2 separate regions of the Mus musculus genome follow, and region 2 is linked to region 1. Evidence: chromatin loops called from intact Hi-C (ENCODE). Cell type or tissue: left cerebral cortex. All regions are shown on one strand. Links, peaks and the distances in the headings refer to the core of each region. The heading gives the core; the rest is flanking DNA.

Region 1 (15,932 bases), core at 2,656-10,655:
ACATTTAATATACTGCTTGCCTTGGTAGTTTTTTTGGGAAAGTCTGTCTATATAGAGAGAATATGTGTAATAATATGTAACAAATCAGATCCAGTAATGAACTATAGAACCGATCCCTGAGAACATAGCCTTGGTCCAGTCTAATGTTAGCACTTTGTTGTATACATTGGTCAAATGAAGATATTTCACTTTTATGCTCTGGAACTGTGGTTGCTGGGAGCTGAACCTGTGTCCTTTGCAAGAGCTACAAATGGTCTTAACGCTGAGCTCTCTCTCCCACCCTGTGACTCTTTTTCAGTTCCATTTTCCATCTTTTGAGTGGTTTCTTCCTGTTTAAATATAATTTTAAGTAGCAAATGCTCTGACAAATTTTAAAACTTAAGTATTTTCTTCAAGGATGCTTGGGAAAGGATAGGTTCAGTGTAAAAACTTAAGTCTAGGTAATGATACACTATTCTCCCAACTCAGCTACAATGGTTAATTGTTCTAGTTTTGAAAAGTAACTATAAGCTGAAACAATTTGTATGCAGGAACACCTTGATCCCAGAACTTCAAAAGAGAGTAGCACCCCCCCCCCCACAAACACATATGGGTCTCACTACAATAGTTAAGTCATTTTTCTTTAAAAGATAAAATTCTATGTAGTTTGTCATTTTATGCCACTGAGGTTTTAATGTATTTGTGGATGTATTAAAATGCTTTGTACTTGAAGTCTAGATTTCACATCAAAGTATATGTAGTGAAAGTTGAGAAAGTAATTTGTATTAGAGTATTAATAAGTGAATGGGACACCCTGTTACAGGCTAAGTGTATGTACCGGCTTTAGTCAGAGTTCAGTTAATCTTATTAACTGTGTGACTGTGGACGTTAGCTGCTTTCAGTGAGACTCAGTTTTCTCATCTGAATAGTCAAGACTCAATCTGCCTATCTTCTGACATCTATGCAACTTCAAAGAGATAAATTCATGTACTGTATATTGTGAAGTCTTTAGAATGCATGTTTAATGCCTGTTGGGTGTTTCAATGAGGAATTGTTGAGAATTCTCTACACGATGTTTCCAAAATAGTTTTTTTCCAAAAAAATTTCCTACTTTTGTTACTTAAGAATCATTTTGATATGACCATCTAGCCATCCCTTTGTTATAGGACTTAAGTTTTGTAATATTTCCCCCTAATCTGCTGTCATTAAATATTTAATCTCTTTTACTCATTAAAAAAATCAAAACCAAGATATCAACAGAGGCTTGGATTACCATTTGATAATCAGTTTTTTTTTAAACCATCCTAATGCTATTCCAAAGCTATGTCTTAGTTTTACACCATGGGCTTATAATGGGCTCCTTTTACTGGGTTTACATGACTTTTCTGGCCTAGGGATTTTTGTATTAAGAAATAATGTTGTAACATTTCATTATCTCCTATTCTTCCATTGTTGGTTTCATTGTTCCATTTATATCTTCTCTTCACATGCTACACATGAATGTATTTGAAAACATTTGGAGCTCTTTTTGCCAACTTAATGCTACATACCATCTTTAAATGTAATGACAGTAAATAATAGACTGTTTTAAAACATGAATTCATTAGCAGTTATTCTACAATTTTATATCTTACTGCTCAGCACCCAAGGAGAGTAAGACTACCACTGATACACTTATTTGGCATTGATGAATAATTTGCTAACAGTACTTAAGTTGTAACTTTGTAATATTACCCAGGTAACTTAAAATATGAAGTCTTACACAAGAAAATCCCATCTTTTGATCTTTTTAGATGTTAAAAAGTTTCAAATAACATTTTCAAGTTGGCTGTCCTATGTAGCATTGTTGTTTGATAGTTTTGACTAATAAAGTGATTTCTCATTTTAGAGTGATTTAGTTATAATCTTAAATAAAAACATGATTTATTTCTTTTCTGTGTAGTCCAGGCCAGCCCCCAATTCATGACTCTCTTGCCTCAGTTTCCTGGATGTGGGGATGGTACTTGTGCCTTGCCACTGTGCTCAGTTCAGATGTGATAGATTTTTCAAAGGAACCTTGGAAGAAAGCTAGGAAGTGTGACTTAAATGAAAAATGGATATACTATATCACTCTCAAACATTATTATTTTCTTGACAATTTCTATCTTCTTGAACAGAAATGTAACTTTATTGTATTAGTGATGTAATTTGAGTGGTTTTATTTAAAAGATTTCTTCCTTGGTATGTATTGGCCTCTGGCAAAGTACTTAAGGGTTAAATGTCTAGACCAATCCAAAATTAATGTGTTTGCACAGTTTCCCATACCTATGGTGACTCTTAACTCAAGTATTCTTTTATAGAAGGAGTTATGGCCAGTCAGTACTGCCTGCTGTTATTTTATAGTATTTGGTCAGGGATTCCCAAGGGTTCTTATATTTCCCTTAGGCAAAAATATAAGTATGGGATTAGTAGAAGCTTAACCAGTAACATTAAAACAGTGAAGCAAAGAGGCCTGAGTAAAAGTGAGAGGAAACAGATACGTCCAGCAATGATAGAGAAGAAAGGAAACAATGTTACTAGACTGGGAAGCAAAGTGTGGCCAGAGGAGTGTGAAGAGGATGACAAAGGTGTCCCCAGTTTGCTGTCTGAAACTGTAAGCTAGTAACATAAAATGTGTGGGGCTCAGTTTCTCCATCTGTCAGATAAACAGTGAGACAATGTGATCTTGCAAACTTTTTGCAACCTATGAATCCATGGCAAGATTAACCTGGGAAGTCAGAGGCGTGCTACTGACACAGAGCTAGGAACTAGTCTGTGATTTATCTGTGGTTTCAAAAATCTCACATTCTACTTACTTGTAGTTTCTTCTGAGGAGAGCAACAAAGAAAACCTCAGGCCCAGTGGTAGCTTAATAACTATGCCTATGACAAGGTCTCAAAGTTCTCCCATTTTGGTGGTTTCTTTAGAGACTGGTGGCCAAGTGATCTGATTTCCTCACCCACATAGGAGTGAGCTGAGCCTCACAGCTTGAGCTCCTGCTGGAACCAGCTTCTCTAAGTATGTGTGCCAGACAAGTGTCTGACAGTTGGGGCTCCTGTTGCTCACCAGTGAGATATTTAAAACAGGACATAATTTTCCCAGTGTGTGGATAGACAGAGGACAGGGTGGGAGGGTGTGGGGAGAGGCAGGCGCTAAGGGAGGAAACAGTTTTATACTTAGGAAAGAACATATATTTTGCTGTATCACAACTCTCACCAGCTTAACAGAGAAGTGTGTGAAAGATAAAGAGATTGCCATTCTTATAATTTAAAAGTTATTTTGAATGATTTTTCAATTGGTTAATAAAAGCATATTTAAGTTTCTGGACTTCATTTGGATTTGTATGTTTAATAGCATATGTGTATATTTTAGTATAACCATTATTTCTAAAGTGACTTTTTGCACTCTGAGTTAGTACAGTCCTCCCTCCCTCCCTCCCTCCCTCCCTCCCTCCCTCCCTCCCTCCCTCCCTCCCTCCCTCCCTCCCTCCCTCCCTTCCTTCCTTCCTTCCTTGTGCCATATCAGTTCAGAGACTCTTTGCTTGTTAAGTTTCTTCAAGCTGTGTTCAATGGCATATACCTGCAATCTAAGGATCCAGGAAGTTGAGGCAGGAGGACTGAAAGTTGGAGGATAAGGTTGCAAAGGGAACCTGTCTAGAAAAAAATTTTTCCTTTCATACTGTAGCTGTGGAGGAAATAGAACGGGTCTTGAAGAGGGGGAGCAAGAACCGTACACATTTAAATTTTCTGTTCCTGTTAAGTACCAGTAACTTACATACTTCTCATGGTTTACTGCATTGTGAAATCCTAGTGGGTATAGATGTGTAGGGACACAGACTCTAGAAGGCGGGAGTGAGAAGAAGCTAAAGCACTATGATTTCTCCTGCATCTTGTTCCTTTTCTGCTGTGTGGTTGTACAGTGTACATATACTTCCTTAAGGATAGATATTTTATTACTTTACTAAAATGTTCATTGTATTTTAGTAAATTATTTTATTTATCTTCAAGACAATATATGTGAATTTTTCTAGTCATTAGTATATTACTAGATTAAAAAGATTCTTTTTCAAGAGTCAGCATTGTGCTTTAGGAATGTTCATATGTGAATCTCTTCCCCTCCCTCTTTTCCCTCCCCTCCCTCCCTTTCCCTTCCTCTCCTCCCTCTTTCCCCTCCCTCTTTTCCCTCCCCTCCATCCCTTTTTCCCCTCCCCTCCTTCCCTTCCCCCTCCCCCTCCCTCCCTCTCTCCCTCCCTCCCTCCCTCCCTCCCCCTTTGTCTGTCTCTTTGTCACTGTCTCTCTCTGTCTCTCTGTCTCTCTGTCTGTCTGTCTGTCTGTCTGTCTGTCTGTGTCTCTCTTTCTTTTTTTTTCTGCAAGCCAGGTTAGCATTGAACTCTTGAATCTGCTCCCAAGTGTTGGGATTAAAGGTGTGTATCATTACACCTGGTTTGAAGTGATTTCTCAATTATCTGTTTATACTTTGCTTTATATAGATGAATGTATGGATATATTTTTGACACCAAAACCTAGCATTATCCTTTGCTTTTATTGTCCTGACATTTTAAAGAGCCAAATTGTCTAACACCAGACTTTTACTTATTAGCTTCTGATTATATTCGATAAAAATCTTGACAGTGAGTTTTGATAAAGTGCCATCCTTAAGGTCATTAATTAAAAACAAACTATTATACTAGCAATCTGAATATCTCCTTTACAACTTGAAATGTACTTAAAGCATGTATTTTAATGTTGTATGGAGAAAACTGAACATAAAAATTTAGTATATGAAAAATGAAATAAATTTTGATTTTTGTGGTTATTTTGCAGTTTCTAAAGGGCATTTAAAATGTTTTGTTTCAAAAGATTACACAGTTGAGGTGCTTGTAAAAATAACGTTTGCTTAGATACTCTATTTTATGTGTGTGTGTGTGTGTGTATTTTGTGTACATATTTAGAAAGTTATTTTAATTAACGTTTTGTTGAGTGCTGTAGAATGTGATCAATATTGTTTTCTCTTCACTGTCTTCTGCATTATCTTCATCTTGGAGGCCACACTAGGAACCTTGAGCCTTTCACCTCAGTGCTGTGTTCTTGAGACAGCGAAATTGGGGGAAATGTTTGATTAAGGTCATCAGGTGACTTGTGTGTGAGGTTGGTAACATTTTTAATAGTGCTTCACATTGTGATAACTTGTAGAAACTACTTTAGCTGTGGGCTACATGTGGCAGAGTTGATCAAAGGCAAAAATTACGGTTCATTTCAGTTAAAATAGGGTTCAACATGACATCGATGGATTAATATTCCACCATTCTGTGCTTCAGAAGTTTGCTGAGTTTTAGAACTTTCGAAATTTTAAATAATATTGAATGAGTAGCTATGATAGATGTGGCTTTATCTCTGAGCAAAGGCCATTCACTTTCCAAGTCAAGTGTGATTCTTTTGTCTTTGAATTTGGAAAGAGAATACTTTGATTGCTTTCGGTTTGCATGAACATTTAATTTTGTTTGGCATTAGAAGGAGTGCAAGTGATCATGGAGTGGAGATGATGATCAGGGTCACTCAAGAGAGGATGTGTTTGATCCTGACACCTGATTCACCTTTAGTCCTACATCCCTGTATAGCAGTAAATTAAGGTGTCTTTGTACATAATATAAGCTTTTTCATAAAGTTGTGCTTTGATCAGTTTCCATTGATGCCTAGAATTTAGCTTCCAAAACACACTATATGTGAACTTTGAAAGTTCTAATTTACCTTTGGTTTAACTAGATGCCCATAGGTGGCACCCCATGCCCAGAACAACACTTTGGTCTGAAGGAATGGTATCAAAATGATACTAAGTGGGAGTGGGATTATGTAATTGGAAAAACTAAAATACAGACAGTGCTTATTACATAGAGGAAAAGAGGTGTTATTTGATTACATATGATTCCCAGTATGACATGTACAACAAACATAATAATGCCTCTAGTATTTGATTGTAAAGCATTCTACCAGAATGTAAGGCATATTTGGATATTTCAGCATATAGGTTTTTAATGTTATATCAGTTGTTTAGCTTTAATAAAGGATATGTATAAGTGAGTATTTGGTCCCATTACTATTTTGTTTAGTTTAGGCATTGTGAACTGGCTCAGCTTAGATTTCTATTAGAATTTTAAGACTTAGTTTGAAAATAAAATACAAAGTGGAATGTTAAAGTCAAGATTGCATTTTCCTATTTATGGGAATCTAGTTTTAATGTTTCTAATTATAGAAGGCTAAAACTGATGAGTGATACTTGGACATAAGAAATGATAGGAGAGAATGAAAAATGGATGAAATTAGTAGGAAAATTATAATTAAAGATTAAATAAGGTTAGATGAACAAATCAGTGAGACTAGTAAAATAATCACTTGAATGAGGTTATCTGTGGATTTGAACCAGCAGAAGAAGGTCAGGAAAGGACTATTTAGGTTTTTAGGCTTTTTTTTTTTTTTTTTTACCACATTTAAAAGGTGTTTTTTTTTTTTTTCCTTCCCCACAAATATTTACAATAAGACTTTGGTACCTTGATTTTTGTTGTTGTTGTTGTATAAAATTTGACATTTCTGGAATTTATATATAGAAAAGGATCAACTTAAGATGTTGCATCAACATTTTATTTTTATTATTATAAAATGTATACAATATTATACAAAATAATCAAAATTGACATTCATTTGGGATCTCTGGTTATCTTATATTTAAAACTGTACATTTTGAAAACTAGTATATTATATGTGTATTATAAGAATCTATTTTTAGATGTTTATATTTTGATGTATGTAAAACATATCTAAGTAGAAGGGTATAAAGAACCATGTGTACTTACCACAGAGACTTCATAAGTAATATCAGTTGTTCCTAAAGCTATATAAAAAAAGTGTGCTGTGGTGCATGCCTGTAGTTCCAGCTACACTGGAGGCTAAAGTGGGAGGCTTTCTTGAGCTCAGTAAATTGTAGGTACATTATAGAAAGACTTGTTACTGAAAGCAACTCCAACCCTTCCTTATTCTGTGATGCTTGAAATATATTTTTACAGTTTTACAATTTAAGAAGTTTCGATGGAGATTTGAAATGATATAAGATGGAGGGTAGATTGACCTTCATATTGCTTCTTCTGAGCACATTAAAATTAGGAAATTTGTTTTTGCTTGCTGGCTAAAGTCATTTGTTTAGTAATGTCAGGCTTCTCTACTTAAAATTTGATTAATGAAAAGGGAGTGAGCCTAAGGACAGAAGCCCATGTTTGAAGTGTAGAGAAAGTCTTGGTATGGTAAACCTTTCAGATGTGATGGAATTCATATTTGATCTGCCATTATTCCAACTTGCTTATGAGAAAGTTTGCATAAAATAGTTAAGAACCATTTGTATGTTGTCAAGGGGAGAGAAGCAACTGCCTTCTGGAATATTCAGCGATCTGGATGTGTAGCTCAGCCCTGATGTCAGTTAGCATGGACAAAGATCCATCCCCAGCACCATAACTGACATAAACTACGGATGGTGGCAAATGTCCATAATCCCAGCACTGGGGGAGTGGGGGGTCGGGGGGGGAGAAGAGGACCAGAAGTTTGATGTCATTGTCAGCCACATAGTGAGTTATCAAGCTTGTCATGAGACTGTGCTTCAGACAACTGAAGTTAGCTACTCAATGCATGTTTTAAGTTATTGTGACACATTATGAAGGAAGGAACACCTGGAAGCCGATGTATTATAATGATAACAAAATACTTTGTTTTCTGAATTCCATATCTTCATAAAATGCATGGGCTTATTTTTTCTCGTACTTATTTTTTTGTTGACTGAAGTCATATAGTCAAGACAAAAACATTTCCCTCTTGTTTTGAAGTCTATAACAAAAGCAGACAAAAAACCCCTCCTCATCCCCAGATTACTCTTCTGTTGGAATATATTCTGTGATGGAATAACATACATTACAGATTATAATTACTGACCTTTGATGAACTACACTTCAGTTTCTTTATTTACAGGTTGATCTTTTTGGTATGAAATTATTAAATCCATTGGGAAATGCATATATTAAATAAGAATTGATATTTTAACTTATATAATGTAACTTTAATTGTATGATCTAAAGGTTTTAATGAAAATTCCTGTGACTTAAAATATACCTGTTACATAAGTAGCCAGACTGGGTAGTAGAGTGATACTAAGTAATCGAACTATGTTGTGGTTAAATGATTTTGTGCTATAACTAAATTTCTATAAAGAAACATTTAAATAGCTAAGGCTAGAGATGTAACTCATCAGTAGAGCATTTGCTCAATGAGTTCAAAGGTCTGGATTTGAATCCCCCAAATCAAAAACCATTAAGGAGATGAAGTAAAATTAAAAAAATAATAATGAGACAAACACTTTAAACAAAATGAAAATTGTAAACCAGCAAACAAAAGAATGGATTATAATGCTAATAAATGATATTTATAAAGGATTTCATTATGAAACTAAGGCAATGCCAATTTTAGCATTAGCTTTAGTAACTTTTCTGTGCATTTAGAAACTGTACAAGAAGCATAATTTTATTTGGTTTTATTACTTTACATTGCAGAAATATCAGTAAAGCTTAGGAAATTTATTCTGACCAATCTTTACAAGTTGGGGTTTTTGCTTGCTTGCTTGCTTGCTTGTTTTGTTTTGTTTTGTTTTGTTTTAATTTGACTGTCCCTCTGTTATCTGATATAATTTAAAAGGCAGGTGTTTCTAACTTGAGAATAATACTGATATATATTTGTCCTATATTGGAATATCCACCTAACTGCAAGCAGCTGTAATTTGAATGAACTCCTGACTCTTTATATGTAAAAAGAAATACTAGCCAAAAAATTTATCCAGGTGTTTTAGAACCTGTCAAAATGTTGTATCTGGAGGAGTAAATGCCATGTGATGCATGCCTTACTTCTTGTATATTCAACTTGAGTCCCTGTCTCAGCTTAGCTATTCGACTGTGGTTTAGCTCAGATAAAAAAGCCCAAGTGGAGTGGGGTGGGGTGGGGTGGGGTGGGATGGGGGATATGGTGAGGACAGGAGAGATGCATGGGTCTCTTAGTACAGCCACATATGTTTTCCAGTGACACACATGTGCCAGTCCACTAGAAACAGAATTGGGATGTCTTCATCTTAACACTGGAGTGCTCACATTTCATGTGTACTTGGGGGGTTATCCTAGAGAAGCCCTTTTCTGTCACCCGTTTGTTTACTTTACGTTAAGAAAGCAGACGTAAGTGACTTGTTTGTTGAACCTGTTACTCTTCACCGGGACAGATTTCATACAGCTAGTGCAAAACTTTCCTTACAGGCAAACACAACTGTGATGCTTCGAACATTGTAGACTTCTTGTAGTGTATACTTTAAAATATCCCACTTTTCTAGAGAGTGGAAACATTTCTAATTCTACATTCTGAATCTGAGTGCATTAAAAAATATTTCCAACTGCAAAGCTTGGGTATAAGTATCTTTTAATTGTTCTGTTTTGCAGTGAATTAGAAGGAAAATTAATTATATCCTTTAAAGCCCTTTAAAGGTTGTACACTAAACGAAAATACAGTATTGAAAACTGCTTTTGTCTGTGTCATTTGTAAATTTGTTGTGTCACAATTGATATTAAAATGCAAGAAATTCTCATGCTTGGTATATACATTTTCACTTTTTGTATGTGAAAGATGGAACCCAGGATCTCACCCACTGAGCATCTGCTCTGCCACTGAATTAGACCCCTAGCTCTTCTCTGATTCCAGTCATTCTGAGGGCTGTTATGAAACTCAGTTTGTTAATTTCAGACATGGAAATGCTACTTCTTGTGGGCCACTCTAGTGAAGCTAAAGTGAACTAATTGACCCTGATATAGTTGGTACAAGCTGAGGCTTGCCAACTGGGCTTTAAAGGTGTTGCTGTACTTTGAAGTATGAATGAATGCACCTAAAGAATGACTACTGGAGCAGACTGCCCTTAACTCCATAGCGACAGGAAGCAATACACACACAGCCATGCTGTATATCATGTGTAATTTTGTAACTTGAGGTTTTGGAAGAATATCTTGTTTACCATTTAATCGTATTGAGACTATGGCAGGAAGAAGCAGTTACCAAGACTGGATTCTTGCCCCTGCTTCCCAGATAGAGCATTGGTAGTAAATCTTTGCCCTCAGTCTTTGAACTGCATTTGCTCTCCTTTTTGTGATGAAGGTCTGTAAGTCGAACATTACCACTGTTGGTTACTTGAAGCAGTCTATCTGCGATTCACCAAGAAGATGACAAGTGAACTTTACAGCACAACCTGATTTCTCTGCAGTCTAATTTGTGGCACCAAATCTGAAGATACATTTATATAAAGCAAGAGCAGGTTTCCTATGGGGGAAAACCATTTGTCATTTGCTCTTAACAAGATAAATCCCCATAGACAGACCTTCTTGTAAAATGGTTCCCATTGGATTTATTCTCAACTTCAATAAAAAAGGAGATATGGTAAACAAAGGTATGACGAAATATTAGTTAGCTCTTGCATTTTTGCTGGAAAGCTCCCAGTTCTAACTCTCTGAGGTTTAAAACAGTACAATTTCATATGAATTAAGTGGGCCTCAGAATAGACTGCAAGGTGTTGCTTTGTGCTCAGCTGATCTTGTTTTTAATGTGGAAAGTGATCAAAACAATTCATGTTTACATTTCAGTGTATCTTTGTCACTAATATATTTACTGAGCCATAAAATGGAAACTGGAAGTATTAAAAGTATAATGCAGATGAAGAGAGTGCCAAATACTTTCAGGCTTCGAATTAAAATATGAATTTAGAGAACAACTTAGTAGAGTACTTACTAGACTGTTGAATCTGTTGTGTATAAAGGGGAAGAAAATAAAACGGCAGCTGTGCTTTTATATCATGAATTTATAACCTGGGTCATGTTTGCTTCAACTGACACACATTCACATTAGTGTATATTTATATTAATATGTCTTCTAACAGTTTTCCTTTTTTTTTAAAATAAGTTTTATATTTTTCTGAGTCAGAATCTGTTAATGCAGTGGCTCTCAGCCTTCCTAATGTTGCGGACCTTTAATGCAGTTTCTTATGTTGTGGTGACCTTCAAAGCATAAAATTATTTTGTTACTACTTTATAACTGTAATTTTGCTAATGATATGAATTGTAATGTAAATAATTGACATACAGGATATGTGATATGTGACCCCTCCTCAAAGGGGCAGTGGTCCACGGGTTGAGGACCACTGTTTTAATGACTCCTCCCTGCCTAGTTATCAAAATAATTAAAATAAATTTATTTTGTTCTACCTTGTGGCAGCAAACTGCTTATCATTTTCCACTAGGAGGTTTTAGTCTCTGGTGATTTCACACTCCCGTTACTACTTGGCTTTGCAGTTCCATTTCTCTAGCCAGCTTGGCTTAACTGTATTATCAACTGTTTAAAAACAGGTGGTGGCAGCCTTTAATCTCAGCACTTGTGAAGCAGAGGCAGGTGAATCTCTCTGAGTTCGAGGCCAGTCTGGTCACAGAGCAAGTTCCAGGACAGCCAAGGCTACACAGAGTAACTCTGTCTTGAAAAATCTAAAACAAAACAAAACGAAACAAATAACTCCCCAACCAAACCAAATCAATCAATCAGTCAAACACTGTCCTCCAAAAGACTCCCTCCCCAAAACAAAGCCATGAATCTTGAATATTCTGGGTTAGAATCCCAGAGTGCACTACTGACCAGAGTTTAATCCTGGACAGACTTCTTCAGATCTGCAATAGAGTTGGTAACTTGGTTTGGAAGGCCCCATTGCATGATGCATATGGAAGTTCTATGCTTGACAGCGGAGTAAGCAAGTGAGGGTTGCTATCACTTTCCAGCACGGGCTCCTCAACTATGCCTCACTGCTCTTGTTCTCTTAACATTTTGTTCTCAGTGTTTACTTTGCTTAGACTACATTACATTTTGTTCCCTAATATGTCTTTTTGTAAGGTTGAGAGTGCTCAACTTAAATGGACTCACTTATAACAAACGTTATCCTTGGTACTGATTAGAAATTGCCTTTTATAGTTTTGTTTACTAAATGTTCAACATTTTCATATTGTAAGCTTCTTGAGGAAACATCATAAATTAGATTTTAGAAACTCGGTATCATTGTCCTTTCCTAGGAGAAGAAATCAATCTCTTGTTGATTAAGCCTCAGACTGTATTGTGTAATGAGCTGTTTTATCATTTATTCAATCCAAAAATTTAATTGCCATTAGAACAGGGTTTTTTTTGTTGTTGTTGTTTTGTTTTGTTTTGTTTTTTGTTAGGGTTTCTCTGTGTAACACTGGCTACCCTGGAACTTGCTCTGTAGACCAGACTGGCCTTGAACTCAGAGATTCTTTTTTTGCCTCTTGAGTGCTGTGTGTCACCATCACCCAGCTATAACAGTTCATTTTTAAAATGAGTATCATTGTGTTTACATTTAATGGCATAAATGAATGAATTTTTGGCATTTTGTTAATTACTACCTAGTTAACAGTAAATTTGGGTTGACTTTACTCTGTCTCATTTCCTCTTAGCTTTTCAAATGAAAATTTGTTCCCTCTCTCTTTATGTATTCTGTATGCCTGTGGCATTTCTGTAGCACCTTGACAAAGAAGTGTTAGTAGTTGGGCATGCTCTCTCAGATTTGGTTGTACTAGGTGCGTGCATTTCTAATTCTGCTTATCCTATGAGAAATTGTGGAATTGTGGGGATTTTGCCTTTGGGAAGCTACTTTGACCACTCCAAGTCACTTGTGTTTCTTTCTTTGCTGCCTAACTTGACTGTATATACTGGGATGGTAAAGCAGTAGGAGCAGGTCTTGAGTTCCAGTGTCATCACCAAGGTAACTGGTGGACACAGAATGGAATTCTTCAGAGTAGTCAGTCCTGTGATGGGTCTGTGGCGTTTTTGTATTATGGAAAGTTACCTGCCTTGAAACCTACACAGAGATTCTTAAACTGAAAGCAATCTTTGATTTATGTAGATTTTAAATCCATACAAATTTAATTTCAGACTCCCTCTGTAATTTAAAAGTCCCCATATGCCCCTTTTTTGGTTAGTATATTTTCATTGTGTACCATTTTTTTTAGGTGATAATTTTGCTGAGTTATTCTCTTTGAAGGCATTCTAATTCCAGATTTAATGAGGAACTCAAATTTCTATAAAAACTTTAAAAATATATGTTCCTTTTCACTATTATTTATGAGTGTGTGCGTGTGTGTGTGTTTAGATGGGTGCTGGGTATTTTTGTGAATTTCTTTTCTACTTCTTTTGTAGAATCAGTGTCTTCCTGAACCCGGAATTCTGATTGTGGCCATTGGCCAGCTATCTTAGCCAGTCCTCCCAGGGCTCTCCTCCCTCTGCCTCCCCACTGCTGGAACCGAGCATGCCTGCCTGCTCGCATGTTAACTGTAGCCATTATATGTGTAGGGCAAGTGCTTTACCCCCTGAATCATCTCCCTAGCCTCTCCACTTCTATTTTTTAAAGATTAAAAATCCGTGTGTGTAAAATGTGCATTTGTGTGTGAGAGTGGATACATGTATAGGAGGGTGTGAAGGTAAGAGAACAATCTCTGTGCGCCATCTCCATCCTGAGGCACCTTCTACCTTTTGTTTGAGATAGACTCATTGGTCTGGCACCTTGCCAGCGTAGGCGATCCTGATCCTAGCGCTTGCAGTGTTTTACCATCACTGGGATTATCAGTGCACACCACCAAGCCTTTTGTGGTCTATGGGTTGTGTGGGTGCAGACTCTGCTCCTTCACCTTACTTACTGAGTCATTTCTCTGACCCGCATTTCCACTTTGTATCTTCATGCATTTATTGATCAATTATTAACACAAAATGAATCAAGACGTGAACTGCTGTAAACATAGCATAGAGCAAAGTATCCTGGAAACGATGCCATTCAAACAATGGGAGGTAAAGGAGACAGACAATAAGTGGAACTGGATTCTAGTAGGTGGTTGTAGGTGCTATAGTAGGTGGTTGTAGGTGCTACGGAGAGAACTTAGGTGAGGAAGAAGGATGGACACAGATGAGACCTGCAGACCATTGAACAAAGGCATGCAGGAGTCTTTGCATGCTTCTTCAGTGTGACTGTGTGCTTATCCTATTGACGCTTTGATCGATGCTAACTTTTTTGTTATATTAGCAGTTCTGTTTTATCCCCATTCCTTCTCATGGCATATTCTATTTTTCTGTTTGGACTCTTATTTTAAATTTTTATATGCCTTTTCCTGAAAAAAAAAAAAAACAATTTTGTGTGTGTATGTCCTGAGAACTATAGTCAAATATACTTGAGAGACTTGGAAAATTAATCCTTCATGCATCCAAGTTCAAGATTCTTCTGAAAAACTTGAAACTACTGCTAAAATACATTTTAAATACCCAAATTAAACTTTTGTGCAAAGGAGAAAATGTAAAGATTTTAATTAGTAGAATTGGCTGGACGTCAACTTCATTGGTTGCTCTCTCAATTTGCTTATGTGTAACTTTAACATGGAAAAAACAATCTTTGTTTATGATAGATTCTATTTTAAAAGTAATCCTCCCATGAAATTTATTATCATTGCTTATATGATATAGGTATCATATCTCATCTTTAATCATAGTCATGAGTCAATTTTATTTATAAAACTTTGATTATGCAAATAGACAGGTTATTTAGAAGTTACTGATGGAGGCACATTATCTTGAATTTTGTTATTTTGAGTAATGATTGTCATTTTGATATTATTAAGTGTAGAATTTTCAGTCAGTTCAAGTCAAAACCATATTTTCCATTTCAATTCATTGGAAAATATTAAGCATTATTTGCCTGTCATCCATTCTGAAATAACTTCATATTTGAGGCTATTGTTGTACATTGGAAAGCTTAAAAATCGTACATACATATTTAATATGAAGAAGATAGGTATTTTATAGCATTAAAGTAAAAATTAGTGGATTTTTGTACAACCTTAAGCAAAACAAAACCTTTCTCTAGCCTTTTGTAATTACATATGCAATATTATTTAAAATTTTATTGCTTTTTAGTTAGTGGTATGTATATGCCTATTAATATGCATATTACCGCATGCTGTGGTAGACTAAGGACAACTTGAGAAAGTAGGTTCTTTTCTTCTACCGTGTAGGTCCTGGTGAAATACTTAGAAGAAGCAATCTGAGAACACAATGTCTGATGAGAGAAGAAACCTTGGCTCTGGTCCTCACAACCATCAGAAGGGAGGAAGGAGCCTCACTTTTGTCCCTTGTCATGTTTTTTTCCTTTGTAGTTGCAAAGGAATATTAGTATTTAATAAAATTTGCACCTGCAAGTCATTGGTCACCCATCTTAGCCATGTGATGTATCAAACACAGACAATTCCCTATCTAAAAACAATTATGAAAGTAAAATATATATAGAACTTAGCTCTATTTAACATTTACTAACTATTGATGATCTTTGATTGAAGAAAGTATAGTTAGGTAGGTATTTGGGTCTGAAGTATGATAGGGTGGTACAAATCTAGGGATTTTTATAGAGGAGACATAGCTACATAGCATCATGTATTTGATGAAGCTTCATAGCTTGCTGTCTTTTAAGGATGTTGCACTTCACACTGCAGCTGTATTATCTCAAGGAGGCAAGGTCCAGTGAGCAACAGAAAACACTCTCTAACAAGACTTAGAATGTTGCATATGTACACTCACTTATTTTATTTTTATTCCATTGCCATTTAATTGTTAATTCTACTTAATAAGCTCCTAAATATCACAATATCATATGCCTAAATAGGACTTTACTTTTATTAGATCAGTTTTTCCTGACAAGATTAGAATAATGTAATGTATTTGTCAAATAGTTGACCAAAGAATTAAATAACTGCTTTGGAACTTAATAAATTTGCTAGCACATGCACT
Region 2 (15,932 bases), core at 4,425-12,424, 420 kb after region 1:
TTTTAGAGATCTGTAATTGCAGAGAATGTACTAAAGACTGTTTGTTGAACAAATTAATTTGCCACAGGCTTTAAAAGCCTAAACAATGGAAATGCCCAGGACTCAAAGACCTCACAGATGGGTGACAAGAGCTACTGCTGGCAATCTCTGAGAACCCATAGAGAGCTGGGTAAATACTGTCTGATATCCTTTTGAGGAAGAAAAAAAATGCAAATATAAGAAATTATAATTTACATACCTGGTAATTTTGATCCTTGGTAGAATTTGATCAGCAAATAATTAGGTCCAGAGTTGGAGGGGAAATAGCCACATATATTAAGATATGAGCCTGTGAAGTGTCCCTGAGAACAAATTGGAGAAATGGCGCAAAATGGGAGTGCAGTTGAAGGCTCTTCTATGTTTTATGTATGTGAATGAGTCCATGTGATAAAGGGAAAAGCTAACAATAGAATGTCCAACAACAACAACAACCACAACCACAACCAGGCTGACAAACAAGAGAACAAAATTCTATTGCTGTTTTATTGATGAAGAAATAAATATGCAAAATCTCTAGGAGATTCACAGAATATTATTAGTGATTGTATTTGTGAATTTCTTTTCTTTTTTGATTTTCTTTTTGCTATTTCTAATTTTGTATGATTAAGTTATCGACAAGCTATTTTTAGCAGTGAAAGAAGATGTCAAAAGACAAACACATAAGGGATCAGAAGTATTGATTATTGTATTGACTTTATGTGGAGAAGGGTACTATGAAGGGATCTCTTACTCTAATGCAGAATTCTTAGAAATGTTGCTACATTCTGGGTTTGCAGAAGTGTCTTGTCACCAAAATCACAAGGGACACAGTTAACAGTATGGATGTTGGAGTCTGTCATTCTGATAGAGTAGCCTGTGGTAAGACTTAAGGATCTAACCATGGGGAATTGATTATGTTACAGTACATTGATAACGGTTGAAACCATATATCCATTAAGAGTGAGGCAGAGGAGACTATCCATGGCTTGAGGGTCATTGATAGCACCAAAGATGAAGACAAATAGTTATAAGACAATGTGTACTTTTATAAATAATACATTTTTATGTATGTTAGTAATACTTGTTTATATAATGGGATTATGGCTTTATTTTCTTTTTTACTAATTTAATTTTCTCAACTTTTTAGACATTTCATCTGTTGTGGTTATGGCTATTTTAAAACCATAATTTGCAAAACATAGAGTATTGACATAAAATTTTATAATGGCAATTAATTTTCAACTGAAGAACTATGGTGATGTCATAAAAAAAGAGACCCACATGGAAATCAGTAGTGTGAGGGTTTATCCATAGGAATGGACCCCTCCAAACTAGGGAAATGGTCACTGCTCAGCGCTCATGGCATGATGGCTAATATTGTCAACTTTATAGGATGTAGACTCACCTAAGAGACAACCTTCCAAACAAATTGGTGAGGGAGTTTTTATATTGGGATGTTTGAGGGAAAACATTTACACTAAATGTGGTTGGCCCCATTACCACAGTGAATAATGAGACTGAGCAAAAGACCACCATATCTCTCTGATTCCTAACTGCATATGCAATGCGACCATCCACCTTAAGCTCTTTCTTGCGTGATGATTATACCCTCAAACTGTAAGCCAAAGTGACAACCATTCCTTCTCTCAAGTCATTTTTTTTTGTCAAGTGTTTTGTCATAGCAATGATAAAAGCAACTGACACACATGGCGAATCTAATCCCAACTCATATTTCCACTAGGCATTCCTCACTGTCCTTGTAGATGGCATTCCTAGAGATAAGGCCGGCCACAGTAATGTGTGTTTCCATGTTATCTAGCAGGATCTTTTTCATACCTTCCCCTGTGGGCTAACACCAGGACTTCAAAGAGCTATTTTGTTCATCAAAAATAGCTTCCCCAAGCTCATTAGTCACTCCTCCTAATGCTGATTTCAGATTTATTTCGACAGTGTTATCACTATTTTGGAAAGTAGAGCCAAATAATAAGATTTGAACACCTGAGCAATGCCTTCACTGAGATTCATTTTATATAGATTAAAAAGATTACTCAACTCTTTCAGTAAATATGGTAGTAAGCCAAGAACATGAAATTAGGATGAAGATCTTCAGGCCTGTCTGGGATGAGAACTCTGGAGCCTTTGGAGAGAAAAAAATACTTTGCTTTCACCTGCCGTAAGAGTACTGAAGAACCAGATGAGGGCCCGGGTAGAAAACCTTCCCGATGGTTCTGAACTCTCATCCCAGAGACATAGTGCTTTGCAGCAACCATTCCTTCCTTGTGTTCCCAACATCTTCTAACAGAAGGAACGAGGAGTCAGGGTTCCTAAGTCAAGAGACACAGCCAAGACCAATTGAAGAAGACGTTATTGGCTAATTCTGCATGTCAGAAGTGCTAAGGGTATGGGGCAGGTCTGTTACACAGAAGACGAGAGTACAGAAGGTGCAGATGCAGAGGCCTTTGGGGATGTGAGAGATGGGGTTGGAATGTGAAAGCTGGCACTTAATCATGACCCAGGAGCATGGGGGTGGACCTGACCATGAGCTATAAGGGGAGGCCTAGTGGAGACACTGTCGGTGAAGGGGGTTGAAGTCATAGAGGGTGAAGACCACTTAGCAGGATTCAAGACATTTACTGATGTGGGAGTCACAGAGTTTTTCTGAGGGCTGTCATTGGATTATCAGAAACAGAACCAGTTGGGTTTTTTGTTTTGTTTTTTTCTTTCACTTCTATATTTTCTCCTGAAATAATAAAATACATTCTCTTGTACTCACATAGCCTGTTATTTTACACTTTTGTGACATATTTGCACTTGGAAATACCAAGCAAGAGAGTATTAGGAGCCACAGGCAGAGACTGGGCTATATCGATTCTCCAGGAGAGGTGCTCCCTCAGACACACATACACACACACACACACACACACACACACACACACACACACACACACACACTCAGAGCCTGTATGCTAGGGAAGGTGATTATTGATGCTAAGAGGCACAGCACATGTGGATAGTGAAAGGACATTACACATAAGAACCTCACTCTATGATTGCAATAGCAACTCTTTCCTGTAGGTACACTACAGAGACTCAGACTTAGTTTCTCCATGTCTTACAGGCTATTTTTACCTTGTCCAAGGTGTCTGTATGAGCCAGACTTTGGAGGAAGTTCAGCCTTATTGGTTGTTTGACAAGCTTTTCCTTTCCCTTCTATTTTATTTTCTAGCAGCAGGGCATAATTCAGAATTTTATGAGGACCACTGCTTATCACCAAGTGAGCCTCCAGAGCCACATCGCCTTTAGAGACAAGGTAATGCTGGCATGGGGTGACTAATCTTGCAATGTTTGAAGGAGCCTTTTCAGGGCCAGAATCAAAACCAAGCTTTGAGAGAATTGGCACTTGTACACAAATGTTCACAGCAATACTGTTCGAAACAGCCCCAAAACAAGAAGCAATTAAAAGGCCTTTCAGCTAATAAGTATATAAATAAAATGTGGGATTGCTACACAATAGAATATTATTAATACTTATATGATTCATAAAGCAGGCTAGAATGCTGATATCTGCATTTGCTCAGGTGAACCTCAAAAACATGCCAAGTGCAAGGAACCAGTCACAAAAGGTCATATGATTGGCTGTATTTATGTGAAACATTCAGAATATGTAAATCAAAGGGACAGAAAGTACACTAGTGATTGCCAGCGCTGTGCCCAGGTGGGAGGGGACAGAAAGGACTGCCTAGAAGGACAGAGGTTGCTTTGGTATAGTGGGAATATCTTGGAACTAGATAGAGGTAATGGTTGTACCGCATAATGAGTATACTAATGACACCAAATTGTACTCTTGAAAATGGTTAATTTGATGTTATGTGAATTTTACCTCAATAAAAAAAATTAAGCTTTGAGTGCCAGGGACTCCAGAGACGGAATGTACTATGCTTTGCGACATAGAATAGACCAGGCACTTTATTGCCACATAATGAATAGCTCTTTGAGAGGCACTCTGCTCTCGTTCTCTCCCCGCGCCCCCCACCCCCATTGGCTCCACATGTGCTGACATCCTTTTCCTTGGCTAAATAGATCTGAATGGTACATGATTGCTAGCACATTGTGCAACTGTTGTCCAATATTCTTCTACTTGTTAATTTGCCAGAATGCTCCAAAAAATTAAGCAGCTCATCTCAGAGGTAGGGATACTGGCCATGAGCATCAGCAGTCGTGACATCCAGTCTCATATTTTCCCCTTATATTTCTCAATTGTGGGATCCTAAACACAATAGGGCATCATTCTGTTCACCTAGGGCAACAATTGTGTGCCCATGGCCCTTGAGCTTTGAAACACTATTTCCCTAAGCAAGTACAACAGAATTTTGAAACAACAGTCTCCAATGGCTCTTGTCTCCAACTGCAACTCCCCTCACCATGCTGTAGATCTTTCCTACTCTTTCAGAGACTTTCTAGCCCTTAAGTTATGCTAGACTTGTAACAGAGACAATATTCCCCATGAGTTCCAGGGTCCCAGGCTTCAGCAAACCTAGAGATCCTGTGTGCACATTCTCATGCCCAGGTCTTTCATGTTGGAGCTAAGGGTACACGTGAGAAATGAAGTGTGTCAGCTAACAGCCAGCACCAGCTACTAGAGTCATGCCGCTTTGAAGCTCTATGACCAACCAACCCTTGGTGGCACACACCGAAAGGGACACATCCAGGGAAGGGCAGCAGAGATTGCTCAGCTTGCCATGTAATCGGGGAGAACTAACTTCATTTCTAATATCCCCCTGCCCTGACTTGGCATCTTTCCCTTTTAACCCAAAGGAAGAAGGAAGGACAGAGGAAGAAGCCTAAAAGTCGTGATAGATAATCCACCACTTACAAGTTGATTTGCCTGTGGATTCCTTTTCTACAGATTGGCTAGGCAGAAAGGGTACAGGAAGAACAAAGCCCCAGTGGCAGGCATGACCCCAGCCTTTGAAACAACAGTGCCCAGGAGTGGAGAGGAGGTTCGCTCTCGTAGCTTTGGTTCCTGTTGGCTGATGTTACCATTATGGCAACACCACTGAGGCAGCGACATGGGAGGAGGGAAGAAATCAGGAGAGAAGGGGGGAAAAAAGAAGATGGAGAAGATGAGACAGAAGAAAGCAGTCTCACAATAGCTGCTCCCTCTCCCTCTTCTAGAGCTGGTGCAGTTCAGGGGATTTTGAGGTCTCTGTCATGGTGCGTATTTCTTAAACAAGACTGGACTTTATGGGAAGAGGAGAAATGGGGCTCAATTCTCTTCCAGTTCTGTTGTGTTTTGAATTCTGAACTTGACCCTGCTCCTGCCTGCTACTATATATTTTTGGAATCCCAAAGTATTCCACACCCCACAGAGGGGCTCAGGGAGATCATTCCACACCCCACAGAGGGGCTCAGGGAGATCAAGGGGGATGTGCACTTCTCACTTAACCCAGGCTGGGAACTTTAAAAAATTATTTCTGGATAACCTGGTTAGTGAAGATAAGAAAGAGGAAAGATAAGCTCAGATACAGCTGTATTTGGTCAAACTGATCTTTTCTGACACAGGCCTTGAGGGGACTTTGCTTTGTAAGCTATGTCTGGCTAATAGCTAGAAAACACATTGCAACCAAAGAGAAGACTCAGCAGATAGGAGAAGTCGGGAGGGAGGGCGGGAGGGCGGGAGGGCGGGAGGGCGGGAGGGCGGGCGGGAGGGCGGGCGGGCGGGCGGGCGGGCGGGCGGGAGGGAGGGCGGGAGGGAAGAGCATGATTCTCTCACCTCAACTGCAATCCAAGATTGTAGGTAAGCAGTTGCGTTTGACTTATGACAGGCTTTGTCTTCTCCAATTAAAAAAGAAAGCATCTTTGAGCTGTGGAATTCTCCTTCACGATGTGAGGTTGTTTCTTGGAGGTGATGGCTTCATTCTGGGAAAGCTCTTTCCCCGTGTGCAAACTTCGCGGTAGCAGTTAACTCATTTCTTGTTATCCATCAGCCCTGTTCACCTTATTATCTACTCTTATTCCTGGTTACAGCGTCTGAAGTTGACTCCCTCAACTCCTCATCTCACTAATAATTGCAATGTGAACGTCTTGGGGCTTCTGTGACTTGGCCAATGAGTTTCTTCATCTCATCGGAAACAATGAAGATACTGGACCACAAAATACCCACTTCCTGTTTGCCCTGAGGTAGTTTTATCTGCCAGTGAAATAGAATAAGTATCCATCTGCTGGGGTTTATGAAGGTGGTAATTAATCACATGGATGATAATTAATTACATCCCTTTCCCCCTTTGAATTCCAAACCAATTTGGAAGTAGACAAAATGTCAGCTAGAAAGCACAGTACCAGTTGTGTTGTGTTGCTGTTTGGAAAACGGTGCTCTGTCCCACAGCCAAATGAAACTTCCTAGTCCTTCCACCCCCAAACGAAACTTCACCATCCATTTGCATCCCAAACAATTGGTTTCCAGGAGGATACTAGGGAAACATACCTCACACAGTAGATGAAGGATGCTCTTTTAAATCAGTGAAGGCAGGCTAGGCTATCAACGGGCTGTGGACAGTCCCATTTCCCAGTGTCCCAAGTATGTTGAGTCACTCCCACAGTCGGGGGCAGGTGTGGGGTGGGGTGGGGAAAGGAAAGGTAAATGGCTACTTACACTCCCTTCTGAAAATGAAAGCAAGGAGCTGTCCCCAATCTCCCTTGTCAGACAGAGATAAAGCAGGTGGTTAGTCGCTCTGCCTCCAGATCCATCATAATTAGAAATTGCTTTCCAGCCTGTATGCTTCCATTTAACTGAAGACCATTCTAGAAAAACTCCAGTGAGTCTGTAGAGTGCTGCACCTTCTCACTAAAGCTTTATATTCTTCACCTAAAAGGGAACCCTTCACCTAAAGGGACGAGGCTTAGAGTGGCCAATGGTTTATATTTATACAGAAGCTTGTACAGGCAAGCTCCAAGCTGAGGGCTTTCAACAGTTTCCTTTAACCTTCTTGACAGCCTTTTTTTTTTTTTTAAATGAAATAAATGCTAATATTATTGCCCTTTCAGAGATGAGAGAATTATGGCCCCGAAAGGCTAATAGTTTCCCGGTTTTATGTAAATAGCAATGAAAAGGCCAAATTAAGACCTAGGTAGTCTGTCTATGGAACGTACGCACAACCTTAAAAGCCACTGCCATGGAAGGGTTGGCTGAAAGTCCTAAAGGAGATGATATCTCTAGGAATAGCAATAAAATGAACATACTCTGGTCACTCAACTCCCCCAAACACACTAAGTAGCACTGCACAGTGGTCAAGTTCCTGAGTTCCGGAGTCTAAGGGCTATTGAGACTGCAGCTTGACTCGTTGTCGTACACCTGCTATGGGGGTGTATCAAGATTGTCCTGTGGGGTCTTAGGCAGATTGTCTGCTCTCTCTGGCTTTGGTCGCCTTATCTATGAGACCAGTGTGGTGATAAGAACCATACTTCCCTCCTAGAGTCCTTGGCACTTAAAGATAATTCTGTGTGTTTGAGTTGCTTAGTGGATGGCCCCAAATGTGAACTCAACACGCATTAGCCAACACTATTGTCGTTCTTCTCTTGGGGAACGATGCTGTAGTTTCTCTCGACTATAATTTCAGATCCTTCAAGTCTTAATTTTTTTCCCCCATTCTGCCTCCTTCATAGAGTTTTAATGAAAACCCTTTCTTGGCCAGAGCACTGCTGGCGGAGAGCTGCATTTGGAAGCCATCCAGGAAACTGACCCTGCTGGAGCCTACCCCATCTCCCTTCCTTGGAGCTTCTGTTAATTGCCATCTGGCTATTTTTAGTTTCTTCAAGTGTGTGCTGGGTGTAAGCAGGGAAAGTCCATCCTGCTGTGGAAGTGGGGTGGTGTGAGCTGTGGGGCTTTAATTTGGAAATGTTTTGACACTTCATTTGTCAGGGCACCAGTTGCTGGAAACTTGTGAGAGTAAGCAGGAGCTGGGAGCTTATTTTTTTATTTATTTATTTTTTTTGTAATCAGCGTTCTCACGGAGGAGGAGAATCCCCTGTTGCTGCAGCAGCTCAGAGCATCCAAATATGAGGTTGGCACAGGCAGAAGGAATTTAGGGATTTGAAGGCTTAACGGAAAGCATAAATAACAAACATGCAAAGCAACCTATTTAGGCTGTCAGCTGATATGCAGATTGGCAGAGGCCGCTGGTTGGCTCTTCTCTTGGGAATTTTATTTGGCATAGGATTAGCATCAGTTTGGTCAAAAATCCCTACTCAGGTCTATTCCCAGTCCTACCCTGACACTCTCCTCTCATTTTAAAACACTGCACACCCTGTGCTAACCTGGTGTGCCAATGAGGCTGACCTTAATCATCTCCAGGAATGGAGGCTGCAGGCTAGGTGTGCCCGCATGGTTGTGTCTGTCAGTTTTTGTTTCTGTCTGGTGCTTCTAACCCTCCACTTCTCACCCAGACTGTTGTTAACCCAGTGGCAGTTCAGAACTGTGTCAGGAAACAGCTCACAGGTCCTACTAGCAGCTTTGTGTTTCTATCTCATTCCATCTTTGCTTATTAGGATGCTGGGCTGCCAGCATCAAAAACCAACCCTGTTAATGTATGGAAAAACAAAACATCCCTAAAAGGAAACATCAGATAAATTGGAGGCAACATAACTAGGAGACTTTGGAAACTCTGGCTGCAGGCTTGATGTCAGGAAGACAGCAATGCAACCAGAGACTCTGCCCCTACATAGCTGCCATACTATACTAGTTTTTATTGCCATCCTTAGTATCTCCCTCTGCATACCTGGAATTACCAGAGTAAACTCTACACAGTTCCTGTTTTTTCACTCTCTGAGCATCCCCTGACACCCCTGACACCCCTCCACTACCTCTCATGCAAGATGCCTCTTAACTCCAGATCATACCCATGCTTTAGCTGTAGGCATTTTGGAAGGGAATCTCTGACAGGCTTATGACCTCTTATGGTATGGGAGTGGGGCATTCCTTATACAGGAAAAGGAGTTCAGATGCTCTGAAAGACAAAAGAATGGCGGATGCTCTCTACTCTATGACAGAAAAACACATACAGATAGTTGCATGGCTTGTATGGCGGAAAGGAGGCTCACTTGCTTCACAGTGACACCAAGTGACTTGAACAGTGGGCAAACTTGGGTCTGTCTGTAGGCAAGCTGCACGGCAGAATGACTTGGGAACTACAGGGGAAAAATCATTCTTCATGTGGTCTAGGACAATAAAAACTAATAAACTAATGTTCTGATAGTTTAGTTATGTGGCCTTCGGAATGTGTTGGGGGGCAATGTATAGTTGCCTGACCTTTGTCTGGAAGATGTGAACGAATGTTGACTACACCAAGATAGCACCAATAACAAAATAAGAGTAATCACATCAACATCCAACCTGGAGGACTGGTAAGTTTATTGGGTTTATGGCTGAGGGGCTACTTACAGAAGTGTAGGTGACTCCAGAGCGGATACCACCAAACATCTCACTCCAGCATAAATAGGGTCTTTTCCATCACTGCATAGTTATTGTCCCTACTTGAGTTAAACTTCCATTCTCTATACATTCAAGCATCTCAGAACACATACAGCTGGGGAAGAATTACATACTGGTGACAGGGACACACAGGAGGCAGTAGCTGAGATCTCTCTCAAGTGAGAGACGCATGACCCTCCCTATCCATGCTTCTATGAGGGAATGTCAACAAGTCCAAGTTCAGCAGTCTTTTTGGAACAGTCACTGCTGCATAGGAGAGGGTGGCTGATACTCAAAAGACAATGTTCTGTAAAGGGCATAATGATTAAAAGCAGTATCTCCTAGCAAGCATATGTGTAGGAATGTTTCTTATTTCTCTAGCTTGTGCTTTGAAAGCTGTTGGAGTTTCCCCGGGGTTGCCATAACAAATTATTCCAAATGGGGTAGCACGGTACAGCAGAAACATACTGTGCACAGTTCTGGAGCTGGAACTCAGGATCAAGATGCATGCAGAGCCAAGTTCACTCTGACGGTTGTAGGAGAGGAGGTTCTCCCTTGCCTCTTAATATGTTGTGTAGCGGCTGCTGATCATATCTGCTCGTAGATGCATCACTCTAACCTCTGCCTGTGCTGTCGTATGATAATCCACCATGTCTCTTGGTGTCTCTGTACAAGTTTCTCTCTTCTCTCAGTGGCACCATTCACACTGTGGTTAAGTCCCAACTGCATCCAACAGGACCGTTTCTTAAGTCAATGACAGCTGCATGAATTCTATTTACAAGTAAGCTCACACTCAAGGTTATGGAAAGACACAAATCTCTGGGGAGCCTTCAGGGAAGTTAAACTGTATATCCCTGTAACATTGCTGCATTAAGTCTATGAAATAGAAATGAAGAGAAAGAAAGGTGAAAAATGACTAGGGTCTTTTACTGATCTCTGTGGTCCCTTAAGCCCAAAGGAAAAACTCTTCATGGATTCCCTGATTGTAGGTGTATAGAGAAAAATCTCTTGTGTACTGAATGAATGCAGCATCTGTCAATGAAAGCTGACTGGCCTGTAGCTGAGGCAGGAAATAGAAGGTGGGACGTCTGATAGACAGAAAGGATTCTGGGATAAAGCCAGGGTAGGAGGTCAGCCCGGGGGAGCATGCAGGAGGACATAAGCATGGGAGCTCAACAGAGGTAAGCAGTCACATAACAAAACTTAGAATAGAATAATGAGATATCAGTTTATGAGCTAGTCTTAGAATGGTGAAGCTTATGGACAAGATAATTTTATACATATGTTGAATCTCATAATTGTTATTTTGGGAGCTTGAGACTGGAAAGAAAACAGCCCAGGTGTAGAGAAGAGGGCACATCTGCAGGTTGTGCACATAAACAGATTCTGTCCCTGAAACAGAGCATAGAGAAAGATGCCAGAGTCCACAAAAAGAAAGGGTTTTGCTTAATGTGGAAGTATAGAATCCAAAATAAATTCAAGACCACCTAGCCCCTTCCCCCTCTGAAGGGACTTTCAGAAACATAGCAGTCAAAATGACTAAGTCTGCAGCTGCCAAAACAAAACCATAACAAGATAGCAGTTCCCAGAGAAATTCCCCTACCCACCCCACACTGAATTCTGAGAAAGACCACAACCCCCCCTGACCTTGCTAGAATTCCCTGTGACATTAATAGCTGTGTCCTTAATAGCTGACCCATAAGTTCAAAATGTACTGCTGCTTTGCTGATAACCTACCATAAAGGCAGGCAAAGTGAGTAACTAGGCCAAAGATAGTCTCTATGCAAACCAACCAATGCCTGAATGGGTTACTTGCTACACCCATGAGATAAGCCAGCTAGCCCTGTTGCCTAAATATGCCCCTTAAAAGGCATAAAAAGTGTGTTCTTTGTTTGTTCTGGATCTCTCCTCTGGTCTTCATGCTAGGAGGGGGGTCCCCAACACATTGGATCAATAAAAATCTTCATGCGGTTTGCAGAAATGGCGGTTTGCAGAAATGGCAGTCTCTGTGGTCTTTGTGAGTGAAGGTATTTTGACAGACTCCAACAGAAGCAGCAACCTTCACAAACACCTAAGAAGAACTGTGAATAAGCAAGGGTTTCACGCTGGATTTTAGAGTAATTGGGGGAAAATGCTGGGGGCTGGAGGGCACACTGTAGTAGGTGAGCTTTTAGTTAACATATATGTACTCACAGCCCATCTCTACTCCCTCTGACATGGTGACACATGACCCTGGTCTTCTCTCAGTCAATTTTAAAATGAGACAAGAATATGACTACCTCATGACTGTCAGGACTTAGTACAGCTCCACCATGCTGCACCTGTAGCTGGGAAATTAGCATCAGAGATCCCCATAACCTCAAAGATGGAGCCTAACCAGGCTGTGAGGCAGGGTAGCCTTAGGATAGGCTCTCCTGACAGTTCACTCCTAGATCCCAATGCCTCATATCACCAGGGCCTCACTTCTCACTTATATCACCTGTCCATCATGCTTTGAATAGGGGAACCATCTTTGTTCTAGACTCCACGTAAAGCAAGGACAAAGGGCTTGCTGCTCTGACTCCTCAATTCTTCCCCCTAGAAGTAGCCCATGCACTTCACATGAGCCATTATAAGTCATATGATCATTCTGAATCCCAGGGGGATGCAATTCTACCATGTGTGCACAGGAAAAAATAGGCATGTGTGGCCAGTGATACTAGTGGTTATCACCTCCGGTGTCACTTTTCGAGCTCATCCAAATGGGGCCAGTTTGTTAAGATACTATTCTTAAATCCCTACTGTTCATTGGAGGTAAATTATAAAGAAAAGAGGGTATTGAATAATTAATATTTCCACTAAATAGTCTTTTTTTTCTTTTTCGGTTTTTCAAGATAGGGTTTCTCTGTGTAGCCCTGGCTGTCCTGGAACTCACTCTGCAGACCAGACTGGCCTTGAACTCAGAAATCCACCTGTCTCTGCCTCCCAAGGGCTGGGATTAAAGGCACGCGCCACCACTGCCTGGCCCCACTAAATAGTCTTATTGGAATTAAATGGCTGAGTGGCCCATTGCAAAGGCCTGTTTGGAAGTTGCTGGGGTTGCTCTAAACCTTCAACTCTCTGTCCATGGCATTGCTGAGAAGGGCCAGTTTAAGTCAACTACTAACTTGCTAAATGTTAATATGGAATACTGTACAACAGCAATTTCCAGTGCTCATGACCTCGTGTTGACATGTAGTGTCTAAGATGCAAAGTAAGCACATGAAGATGTAAGGCCACTAAAAGTGCTGAACGAGGACCCCTCTGTCTATCTGAGTTCTGATGAACTTGGACCATCCATCCAAACCCTCTTTTCACTTAATTTCCAAAACCTGAACTATGAACACATTTATGCTCCTTTGAGCAGTGACTTGCATTTGGAATTGAGAAATTCCTGGAACCTGGAAAAAACATGGTGATTTTCTTATTGCTCAGCAGCAGAGGGCATCTCACTCCATCCTCACATGGCTCATCCAGGGAAGGAAAGTGAGGATGGTCTCTCCATTAGTCATCATCCCACACTGGCCAGTGTGAGGCACTCCTAACACAGGCATTAACACACTTCTGCTCTGTGGGAGTGCTGTGTGAATGCCAAGTGGGTGCTCTAGTGCTTGCTTCTGCCCAGCAACAACAAGAACAGTCTGCTATAGGAGACACATGGCATGAATGAGATGCACACTGACTCATGATGCCAGCCTACAACCTGTGTGAGGCACCAGGAGATGCCATGGCAGCAGGCTTCTCAGGAAGGCATCCTTAGAGCAGCAGCAGCATTAACAATGGAACCCAGCTCCAGGTTTCAAGCAGTCAGTTCAATGAATTCCTTGGAACCCTGTGGGCTGTAAGGCATGTGTGCTGCTATGCAAAACGGGAGTGATCCATGCTCAGGAACAATGCACCAGGACAGGCCTTCTCTTCTCCTTTCCAACCTCCAAATCTTTTCTTTCTACCAGCTGAGCATTTCTGAAACTCAATCATTATCCTCATGATATGGCTCAGTATTTGTCATCACTCATATTATATCATTCTGGGAAAGATGTAAAAGTTCCCCAACTACTTTTTCTCCTTGTACCAATAAAGGCTGCATCTCCAGAGGAGAGTAATCCCCAGTCAAACTAGCAGAAACAGTTCTAAGACAGTGTGACTGAACATTTTTCACTTGTTTCTGCTTCTGTGGGTTGTTGCTATTGAACAGTCTTCCTGCATCCCAGGTTAGGCTCAAACTCAGTATCCTTTCCAGTGTATCTACTGCTATGCTGTTTTAATCAAGATGGCTCAAGTTCAAATATAACCATACCCTGGAAATAGGCATTTTTTTTTTTTGGTGTATTAAAACATACGTACAAAGAAGGAGATCCCTCCTAGCAGATTTCCTTCCAGGTCACATTAACAGATTTCTGTCTCCCAAGTTTGAACTCATCACTGGGAAGAAGAACAAAACCACTTGGTTGTCCCTGACCAGTGAGAACCCACTTGCTGGAACTGGGTTATCTCTGTGGAGAAGAAGGATCAACATATAGTAAAATGGAGGCTCTTATTCAAAGAGAGAAGGCGAGGTTGCTGTTGTTGGTAAGAAATTCAGCATCTGACCCCTGCCACTGGTGGGATACTGCTGGTATGTAGCTATGATATCATCCTGCTGATGAGTCTGTGGTAACTCTGCGTTGCATAAGAATCGCAACCAAGGCTCTCTCTACCAGTTGTTCTTGCTCTTGCATCTTCAAGTCTCCGCCATACTTTTCTAATGCTTCTGTCTCTGAAACCTCATGCTCCCGACGTGATTGATCACTGGCTTCCATCTATGTTACTCTTAGGTACCTTGTGCACACTGTCTGAGATTCCTGCCCAGCCCTCTGTTCAGTTTCTACAACCTTGGCTCATTTTAAATGTCCACTCTTGCGGAGGTTTGAATGAGAATACTGCCCCCAATAGGCTCATAGATTTGGAGGTGTGGCCTTGTTGTAGGAGGTGTGTTGCTGGGGTTGGGCTTTAAGGTCTCAAGAGCTCACACCAGACCCAGTGTTGCACTCTATGCCTGCTGCCTGTGGATCAGGATGTAAAGCTTCCCCAGCGTCAAGCCTGCCTGCATGCCACTAGGCCGTGATGATAATAGACTAACCCTCTGACACTGTAAGCAACTCTCTAATTAAATACCTCCCTTTATAAGTTGCCCTGGTCACAGTGTCTTTACAGCAATAGAACAGTAACTAAGACAACCTGGCCACTTCCATGAAGTCTTTCCCTTGACACAGGCGATTCCCTGCTGTGTGCTCTGTGCCTTTTCTGCAATTCTCTCATTGCCGGTTTTGCTCACTGCTGCAATACTTTCTAACAGGCTTCTTCCTACATGTGTCTTCCCTTCCATCAACTACCCATGCTGGCTGCCTCTCCCCACTCTCAGTACCCGGCACAAAGAGCAATAAGACACATGTAATAGATTTCTGCAAAGGAATCAGTGCTTGAGGTTTGGGGCCAAGTGTTGGTGACACAGTCTATTCATGCTTACTTGAGAGGGGATAGCCATGGGAAGATATGGTAAGAGTAGCCAATAAGCTTTGTAGACTCTCCTGTCACTGAGAATGGTTGTGGAATAATAGGTAAAAGGGTGAACAAAATATGAGAGATACATTTCTCTGTCCCCTGCCAGAAGACTAGGAGAATGAAATAGGAGTTTTTCATGGTCCATGAGCATTGATTCTGCATTATTTAAACATGGGCAGTCCTAAGGGTGAAAGGGAGTTTTGCTACACAGCAAATAGAGAATTCTGTCTTAGGAGGAGCTGTTGCGGCGGAATTCTGCCATAATGAAAGTGCTAATTATCTGAACAAGATTTAAGTCCAATCTGCAAAGGCTGCAAAAGGAATCTTTTGCAACCCCCCCACCCCCCCAAGATGCTTAGTTAGAGGTGTGATTGACTGCAGCAACCAGTACAGTTTCCTGGTTTCCTTACTGCCTCAAAGCTGCTCAGCCAACCAGCCAGCTCTGGTAGTTTGCCTACCAGAAGAGCTGGGTGTGGTCTCTGGAGCTACCTAGCTAACAGTGTTGATGAAGCCCATGCAAGAGCCTGGCTCAGGTCTAAGGTTGGGCTGCCTAGTAGAGGTGACTCCAGACAGAATAAACTATGGCTGGAAGGAGTGTTGGTTGTGGGAGTTCATAGGTGGGTAGGGGGACAGATTTTACAAATATAAAGTATGCAATAAAGGCAGCTGGGATCTAAGCATCCTTTAAGGTGTGTAAATGAGGAAAAAGAAAGGAATAAAAGCAAGCCTCATGTGAGGAATCCGTTGAGGGATAATGACAACTCTAACCTAGGAAGGCAATTTATGAATAGCTGGGGCCAAAACATAAGGCCAATGGTGAGGTAGACTTCACAGCACAAAGGATAAGTTGAAATTGATGGTGAAGCAACTGGTTGGGAGCTTAAGGTTA

Evidence for each region. Peaks named below come from ENCODE experiments on the same cell type or tissue, not always from the same donor. Only the 100,000 strongest peaks of a DNase experiment are listed, where the experiment ranks them.
Region 2: a loop joins it to region 1, with 2.8 times the contacts of the local background. A loop is called at or near these places in 3 of 42 quality-filtered maps.

What each region holds. Positions count from the first base shown.
Region 1 is chr19:27,990,759-28,006,690 of GRCm38, reverse strand. The region is part of intron 1 of Rfx3 (regulatory factor X, 3 (influences HLA class II expression)); the gene reads left to right. Among named protein-coding and RNA genes, the nearest start is that of Rfx3, 12 kb to the left of the region's middle. In left cerebral cortex, for the core only: a CTCF peak has its summit at 5,772; DNase peaks (open chromatin) are centred at 3,019, 3,786 and 9,772.
Region 2 is chr19:27,573,830-27,589,761 of GRCm38, reverse strand. No RefSeq gene overlaps it. Among named protein-coding and RNA genes, the nearest start is that of Gm35697, 87 kb to the left of the region's middle. In left cerebral cortex, for the core only: no CTCF peak of the experiment used is centred there; DNase peaks (open chromatin) are centred at 7,856 and 8,078.